2 separate regions of the Homo sapiens genome follow, and region 2 is linked to region 1. The links are chromatin contacts, found by Hi-C or POLR2A ChIA-PET in ENCODE. All regions are on one chromosome and are shown on one strand. The core of a region is the stretch at or near the end of the contact, and the rest is flanking DNA. Distances in the headings are between cores, read along the strand shown.

Region 1 (4,259 bases), core at 963-3,462:
GGCAGACCTCCTGCTCCTGGTCATCCTCCACGCATGAGAGGGCAGACCTCCTGCTCCTGGTCATCCTCCACTCTCTGACTCCCCCAGGTCCTGGAGATGCTGGACAGTCTCAACGGGGAGTGGGTTGTCTTCCAACAAACTCTGCTGGACAGTAAGCAAATGCTGAAGAAACACAAGGAGAAATTCAAGACAGGCCTGATCCACTCGGCAGATGACTTCAAGAAGAAAGCACATACACTTCTGGAAGATTTCGAATTCAAAGGTACTCCTTGATCCACCTCTCCCGCTTCTTTAGCCTTTGTTTAGAGACCCCGCCTTCCAAGCCCAGGTCCTGGGAAGGCGAGAACTGGGAGGGGAGGAGGAGGGTCGGTGCTGGGGTGGGGGAAGAGCCTCCACTCAGGAGCAAAGGAGGAGGACACTCAGTGGCTCTCGTTTTGGGTAGACAGCGGCGCAGCTCACAGCATTTCTACTTTTCTTTTTTCTTTTTTTTTTTGAGATGGAATCTCGCTCTGTCACCAGGCTGGAGTGCAGTGGCTCGATCTCAGCTCACTGCAACCTCCGCCTCCCAGGTTCAAACGATTCTCCTGCCTCAGCCTCCCCGAGTAGCTGGGACTACAGGCACATGCCACCACACCCGGCTAATTTTTGTATTTTTAGTACAGACAGGGTTTTACCATGTTGGCGAGGATGGTCTTGATCTCTTGACCTTGTGATCTGCCTGCCTCGGCCTCCCAAAGTACTGGAATTACAGGTGTGAGCCACCGCGCCCGGCCCGCATTTCTACTTTTCTTATCCCGACTTCCATATTCCATCTGTTCCTGACTCTCAAGCCACATTTAGGAGTTTTTGCTAAGATTAACCGTTATTCTTTCAACGCGTTCCCTCTTACTCTCCTTCCCTTCCCTCTCTCACGTGAGGAGAGAGGTGAGATTTGCCCACAAAGAGATAGGAGAGCCATGGCTGTCCTTGCCAGACGTGAGCGGGAAGCTGAGCTTCATCCTGAATCCTCCACAGGCCATTTCACCAGCAACGTGGGATACATGTCTGCCTTAGACCAGATTACACAAGTGCGGGCCATGCTGATGGCCATGCGGGAAGAGGAAAATAGTCTCCGAGCCAACCTGGGCATCTTCAAGATCGAGCAGCCACCCTCCAAGGACCTTCAGAACCTGGAGAAGGTGGTGTGCTGAGCAAGGACCCTGTGGTCACTGTCGATAAGGGGCAGGGACAGGAGAATGGGTCCTTAGCGCCCACAAAGGCAGTGGGAAGGGAGAGGAGCTCACAAGGAGCTTTTGTTTGTTTCAGTTGAGGTAAAATTCATACAACAAAATTAATCCTTTTTTTTTTTTTTTTTTTTTTTTTGAGATAGAGTCTTGCTCTCTCACCCAGGCTGGAGTGCAGTGGCACAATCTCGGCTCACTATAACCTCTGCCTCCCGGGTTCAAGCGATTCTCATGCCTCACACTCCCGAGTAGCTGGGATTACAAGCATCCACCACTATGCATGGCTAATTTTTATATTTTTAGTATAGAGATGGGGTTTCACCATATTGTCCAGACTGGTCTCGAACTCCTGACCTCAGGTGATCCACCTGGCTCGACCTCCCAAAGTGCTAGGATTACAGGTGTGAGCCACCACGCCCTGCCAAAATTAACCATTTTGAAGTAAACAATTCGTGACGTTTAGTAATTCATACCACATCTATCTAATTCCCAAACATTTTTATTACCCTAAAGGAAACTCTGCCCATTAGCAGTCACGTGCATCCCCCGTCCCCCGCCCCAGTCCCCCGTCCCCCGCCCCAGTCTGTTATGAGCCTGTTTTCCATGTGTATGATTCCCCTATTCTGGACACTTCATACAAATGGAACCATTTGTATGATAATACGTGGCCTTTTTAATCTGGCTTCTTTCGCTTAGCATAATGTCTTCAAGGTTCATCCATGGTGTGGCATGGATCAGTACTTTTTTAAATGGCTGAATATTCATATTTGAATATCGCATGAGTTTACCACATTTTGTTTACCATTCACCAGTTGATGGACATTTGGGTTGTTTCCACCTTTTAGCTAAAGGGAGTAGTGCTGCCATGAACACGCGTGTACTTGTATTTGTCTGAACACCTGTTCCCTATTCTTGTGAGTGTAAGCCTAGGGGTGGAATTGCTAGATCATATGGAAACTCTATGTTTAACTTTTTGAGGAGCTGCCAAGCCATTTTCCACAGCAGCTGCACCGTTTCACATTCCCACTAGCAGTGTACAAGTCTCCCTATTTCTCCATATCTCCGTGCCAACACTTATTTACCTTTTTTTTTTTTTTTTTGGTTCTAGCCATCCTAGCGGGTGTGAAGTGGCATCCCACTGAGGTTTTGATTTGCATTTCCCTAATGACTCATGACATTGAGGATTTTTTCATGTGCTTGTTCCTTGATAAGCTCTTAAGGCAACAGAGTGGAGAAAAATATGTGGACTGAGGAGGCCGCTGTATTATCTAGAGGGGAAGCTTCACAGAGCGAGAGCAGCGAAGGGCCTGGGCGTCCGTCAGGGAGGAAGAGGGCAGGTGCCACTTCATGCAACGCGCCTTTCTGCCCTGTAGGAGCTCGATGCCCTCCAGCAAATCTGGGAGATCGCACGAGACTGGGAGGAGAACTGGAATGAGTGGAAGACTGGCCGGTTCCTGATCCTGCAGACGGAAACCATGGAGACCACGGCCCACGGGCTGTTTCGTCGCCTCACAAAATTAGCCAAAGAGTATAAGGTGGGGAGAAACGGCGGGGAGGCGGAAGAGAAGCTGGTGGAGGATCTGGGTCTGTTCCCAGGGAGGTCGTCGGGTCTTCTCATGCCCCCAACTTTTGCTCAGGACCGAAACTGGGAAATTATTGAAACCACTCGCTCAAAAATAGAGCAGTTCAAGAGGACCATGCCTCTCATCTCAGACCTGCGGAACCCTGCCCTTAGAGAGAGGTGAGGCTTCTCCTCTGCTCCGGGGTGTCCACTCTGCCCCGCTGGCCTGCGCCACCACTTGGTCCCTCCCATTCTCCTCTCCGCAGTGTTCACAGCCCTCTCTTCCCCTCTGTCCACAAATGTATGTCTTTTTCTCTTTCCTCTTTTTAACATTTAATTTTGATGGACGCATGAAAATTGCATACACTTTGGTGTACAGCATAATGTTTTGAAATATGTACACATTGTAGAATGGCTAAATTGAGCTAATTATCATATGCATTACCTCACATACCTATTTTTTGTAGTGAGAGTACTGAAAAGCTACTCTCAGTGATTTTCAAGTATACAATAGATTGTTATTAACCATTGTTGCCGTGATGTACAGGAGATCATCCCTCTTGTCTAACTGAAATTTTGTGTCCTTTGACCAACACCTCCCGAACTTTCCACCTACCACCCCCAGCCCCTGGTAACCAGCACTCGACTCTGCTTCTGTGAGTTCAACCTGTTCAGACTTTACATATGACATATGAGTGCGATCATGCGGTGTTTGTCTTTCTTCGCCTGGCTTATTTCGCTTAGCATAATGTCCTCCAGGTTCTTCCATGTTGTTGCAAATGACAGGATTTTCTTCTTTCCTGAGGCTGAAGAGTATTTCTTTGTATATATACACCACATTTTCATCCTCCATTCATCGCTTGATGGACACTTAGGGTGATTCCACATCTTAGCTATTGCAAATAGTGCTCAGCGAACATGTGGCGCAGACACCAAGCCTGCCACTGTCCTCTGCTTCTTGCACTGTCTCGGGTCATCCAGCCTTGCTGGCTTCTTGTTCTCTGACCCCTGCCCTGGGGCCTCCCTCTCTCTGAAAGGGAGTTGTCTATCATGACTAAGTCTTATGTCTTTTTTTTTCCTTTTTTTGTGGGGGAGACAAAGTCTCACTCTGTTGCCCTGGCTGGGGTGCAGTGCTGTGATCTCGGCTCACTGTAACCTTCACCTCGCGGGTTCAAGCAATTCTTGTGCCTCAGCCTCCCAAGTAGCTGGGATTACAGGCACCTGCCACCATGCTCTGCTAATTTTTGTATTTTTAGTAGAGATGGGGTTTTGCCATGTTGCCCAAGATGGTCTTGAACTCCTGGCCTCAAGTGATCCGCTCGCCTTGGCCTCCCAAAGTGCTGGGATTACAGGCATGAGCCACCGTGCCCGTCCCGCCTTATGTCTTTTGTTATACAAAAGATTTTATTTTGAGGTAGCCAGAAGTATAACTTTCTTTCTGTATGGTTTTTGCCTTTGTGCCTTGTTTAGGAAGA
Region 2 (4,259 bases), core at 1,050-3,549, 37 kb after region 1:
TCCCAGCCTCTCTCCCACTTCCGTTTCCATCTGCCTTTTCATCCTGTGTCACTGGCCTCAGATCCACAGGAAGGTGGCCCAGATCTTTGTCACTATGCACTGGTCAGTAGCTCAGTATTCCCAGAAGATGCTGTTGGAACTGCGGAGACACAACTATGTCACACCCACCAAATACCTGGAACTCCTGTCTGGATATAAGAAGTATGAAGGGGGGCAGGGGATGTGCAGGGCCAGGGAGGCTGGTGTCTTCTGAGGGCGATGGGTGAAATGATGCTGATGTGCAAGGGCAGAGACACAAAGGCCACAGTTCTGCCCAGGAAGTTGGGAAGAGGGAGTTGGGGCTTCCCGTGGGAGGGGCTGTCTCCAGAGCCTTCTGGCTATGTCCCCCTCAGCCGCTCTCCACACCCTCTTGGCCCTTATTTTCTGGCATGAAGTTTCTCTGTCTTTTTCTGACCATAATATAACTGGAACATTGCCATAATATACCCAGTCCTTTCCTGTCTGCCTTTAATGTCTTCTAGACTTTCTACCTGTATGAGATAGAAAAAGCAAAGTGTTTTCCCTACTCTCTCACTCAACACAGTACAGTCCCTCAGCATCCGTGGGGGATTGGTTCCAGGACCTCCCACGGATACCAAAATCCACAGATGCTCCAGTCCCTGATATAGAATGGAGTATCTGCATGTAACTTATGCACGTTCCTCCCATATACTTTGAATCCTCTCTAGATGAGTTATAATACCTAATACAATGTAAATGCTATGTAAATAGTTGTTATACTGTATTGTTTAGGGAATAATGACAAGAAGAAAAAGTCTGTACATGTTCAGTGCAGATGCAAATTTTTTTGCAATTTTTTTTTTTTTAGACGGAGTCTCGCTCTGTTGCCCAGGCTGGAGTGCAGTGGCGCAGTCTTGGCTCACTGCAACCTCTGCCTCCCGGGTTCAAGTGACTCTCCTGCCTCAGCCTACCTAGTAGCTGGGATTACAGGCACGCGCCACCATGCCCAGCTATTTTTTTTTTTTTTTGTATTTTTAGTAGAGACAGGGTTTCACCATGTTGGCCAGGCTGTTCTTGAACTCCTGACCTCAGGTGATCCTCCGGCCTTGGCCTCCCAAAGTGCTGGGATTACAGGCATGAGCCACCGTGCCCAGACTTTTTTCAAATATTTTTGATCCTCTGTTGGTTGAATCCACGGATGTGGATACGGAAGGCTGGCTGTACTTCACTTCTGACACCAGATGTGGTGGGGATTTTCCCCACCCAAGCAGTTCTCCAGGGGACACTGGCTGGGTGTCCTATGATATAACTCAAGTCTGAAATGGTCTACCTGGAGTTAGAGTCAGATCGCACAGGTGGAGGGCTCAGTCCCACAATACACCCGCCGCTTCTGATGCTAACCGAAAGCCCAGTGTTTTACCTGTGTTTCTGCCTGGCCGGTTATAAATCAAGGGTTCCCACCACCCCCTTGTCAGGTTCAGTTAATTTGCTAGAGTGGCTCACAGAACTCAGGAAACACTTCACCTACTATTGCTGATTTATTGCAAAGGATATTTTAAAAGATACAAATAAGGCTGGGCACGGTGACTCACGCCTGTAATCCCAGCACTTTGGGAGGCCAAGGTGGGCCGATCACTTGAGGTCAGGAGTTCAAGAACAGCCTGGCCAACATGGTGAAACCCTGTCTCTACAAAAATACAAAAATTAGCCAGGCATGATGGCGGGTGCCTGTAATGCCAGCTACTGGGGAGGCTGAGGCGGGAGAATCATTTGAACCCGGGAGGTGGAGGTTGCAGTGAGCTGAGATTGCATCATTGCACTCCAGCCTGGGTGACAGATCGAGACTCCGTCTCAAAAAAAAAAATCAGAAATTGTGGGGCAGGTGCAGTGGCTCATGCCTGTAATCCCAGCACGTTGGGAGGCTGAGGTGGGAGGATCACTTGAGGTCAGGAGTTTGAGACCAGCCTGGGCAAAATAACAAGACGCCATCTCTACAAAAAAAGAAAGAGAGAGAGAGAGCAATAAATTGTTGCAATACTGGGCCCACATTCATTCCCATAGGGAAAAAAAACCAGGCTGGAGCTGAGGGACGGCTGCCTGCCCTGGGCCAGCCCACCTGCCTGTTCCACAGTGGGAAACAGAGGAAGATTCTCATGTAGGGGAGGTGGTGTGATGGAGACTGTTTAACAAGCTGATTCTGGTAGTGGTGTGTAGAACAAACCAGAGGAATGAGAGCCTGAAATCAAGAAGAGCCCTTGGGAAGCTGTTGGCAATGACCCAGGCAGGAAGTGATAGAATCCCGACCAGGATGGTGGGGGTAGTGTTGGTGGCAACAGAAAGGAAGGCGGACTCGAGACACACGGGGAAGGTGGACCTTACAGGACACCGCGCTTTCCGGAAGCCCCGCCTCTCCACACCCTGTCCTATTCTTTCCCCCAGGTTGCTGGGAGAAAAACGGCAGGAGCTGCTGGCCCAAGCCAATAAACTGCGGACAGGCTTGTTCAAGATCGACGAAACTAGGGAAAAGGTGCAAGTGATGTCGTTGGAGCTGGAGGATGCCAAGAAGAAGGTGGCTGAGTTCCAGAAGCAGTGTGAGGAGTACCTGGTCATCATTGTGCAGCAGAAGCGGGAGGCAGATGAGCAGCAGAAGGTCCAGGGCCCACGCCCACCCCCCGTGCCCCACTCCCACCAGTGCCGGCTACTGCGTCAGGGAACCCATGTTCCCCCCTTCTTAAATTTTCTTTAGTGACTGGGTGCAGTGGCTCACGCCTGTAATCCCAGCACTTTGGGAGGCTGAGGCAGGAGGATCACCTGAGGTCAGGAGTTCGAGACCAACTTGGCCAACATGGTGAAACCCTGTCTCTACTAAAAATACAAAGATTAGCTGGGCGTGGTGGCGGGTGCCTGTAATCCCAGCTACTCGGGAGGCTGAGGCAGGAGAATCGCTTAAACCCTGGGGGCGGAGGTTGCAGTGAACTGAGATTGCACCACTGCACTCCAGCCTGGGCGAAAGAGCTAGACTCCATCTCAAAAAAAAAAAAAAATTCTTTAGCTTTCTCTTTCATCTTTTCCACCAACACCGTCACTCCCACCTTTGCCCAAGGCAAAGACAAAAAACCCTTGTCCTTTTTTCATCCCTAGGCCGTAACAGCCAACAGTGAAAAGATTGCAGTTGAGGAAATCAAGTGTCAGGCACTGGCTGACAATGCCCAGAAAGATCTAGAAGAGGCACTGCCCGCCCTGGAAGAGGCCATGCGGGTACCAGGGGCGGGTGCAAGGATGGGAGCCAGGAACGCGAGGCCCCGGGGAAGGGAATGGGCCAGTCTTCTTTGTCCTCAAAGACTCTGGGGAAGTGGGAAGAAGAGGTGGCACCTCAGCTAGGTTCTGTCTCCAGAAGGTCCTGTCTTACCCTCACTTTATCCCCTTTTCCCCCAGGCCCTGGAGTCTCTGAACAAGAAGGATATAGGAGAGATCAAGTCTTATGGACGGCCCCCAGCCCAAGTGGAGATAGTGATGCAGGCAGTTATGATTCTTCGAGGCAACGAGCCCACATGGGCAGAGGCCAAGAGGCAGCTAGGTAAGCTAGAGACAATGAAATCAATGACTTCCACTCACCCAGTGTTTATTGATCGTCGGCTGTGCAGCAGACACTCAGAAAGATAGGGATGGATGAGGCATTGTTCTTACCCTCAAGAGCACAGGGCCTAGTAGAAAGGAGACCGCATGAATATCAGTTAAGGTTCTTTGGTTGTGGGTCGAGTGTGGTGGTTCATGCCTGTAAACCCAAGCTTTGGGAGGGCAAGGTGGGCAGATCACTTGAGCCCAGGAGTTTGAGACCAGCCTGGGCAACATGACGAAAACCCATCTCTACAAAAAAAAATGCAAAAATTAGCTGGGCATGATGGTGCATGCCTGTAGTCCCAGCTACTTGGGAGGCTGAGGCAGGAGGATCGTTTAAACCTGGAAGGCTGAGGCTGCAGTGAGCCGAGATTGCGCCATTGCACTCCAGCCTGGGAGACAGAGCCAGACCCTGTCTCCAAAGAAAAAAAAAGATTATTTAGTTGTTACTGGTATTTTCTGACTTTTTACAAAGTTACCTATTTCTTTTCACTAAAAAGAGAAAAAGAAAAAACTACATTTCTGATTGCTTTTATAATTATTAAATATGAAATTTTTAAAAAGATTATTTGGTTGTAAGTAACAGAAAACAGCTCATCTTAATACTGACATTCAGCTTACAATGGTTTGACTTAAGATTT

Evidence for each region. Hi-C counts contacts between places; a loop is a spot of excess contacts on that map. ChIA-PET counts read pairs that join two places held with the same protein, here RNA polymerase II (POLR2A). Pooled maps may share reads with other maps.
Region 2: a map of PC-9 shows a loop between it and region 1 (2.7-fold over the local background). The contact joins two enhancer-like sites. A Hi-C loop is called at or near these places in 8 of 168 maps with a recorded cell type or tissue (CD14-positive monocyte, GM20431, PC-9 and 5 more), 2 of 37 single-sample maps with no recorded cell type and 3 of 50 pooled maps. POLR2A ChIA-PET finds 5 or more read pairs at or near these places in 7 of 52 experiments (AG04449, CD4-positive, alpha-beta T cell, PC-9 and 4 more).

Annotation. Positions count from the first base shown.
Region 1 is chr17:7,765,304-7,769,562 of GRCh38, forward strand. It overlaps DNAH2 (dynein axonemal heavy chain 2), which reads left to right. Exons shown (of 86, transcript NM_020877.5): 21 at 88-262; 22 at 1,015-1,178; 23 at 2,597-2,758; 24 at 2,861-2,964. Among named protein-coding and RNA genes, the nearest start is that of DNAH2, 50 kb to the left of the region's middle. Within about 2 kb of position 2,213, at least 2 of the 41 ENCODE cell types and tissues checked have a DNase peak (open chromatin) inside an H3K27ac peak, as active enhancers do.
Region 2 is chr17:7,801,817-7,806,075 of GRCh38, forward strand. It overlaps DNAH2 (dynein axonemal heavy chain 2), which reads left to right. Exons shown (of 86, transcript NM_020877.5): 58 at 62-201; 59 at 2,440-2,650; 60 at 3,142-3,258; 61 at 3,436-3,577. Among named protein-coding and RNA genes, the nearest start is that of KDM6B, 30 kb to the right of the region's middle. Within about 2 kb of position 2,300, at least 3 of the 41 ENCODE cell types and tissues checked have a DNase peak (open chromatin) inside an H3K27ac peak, as active enhancers do.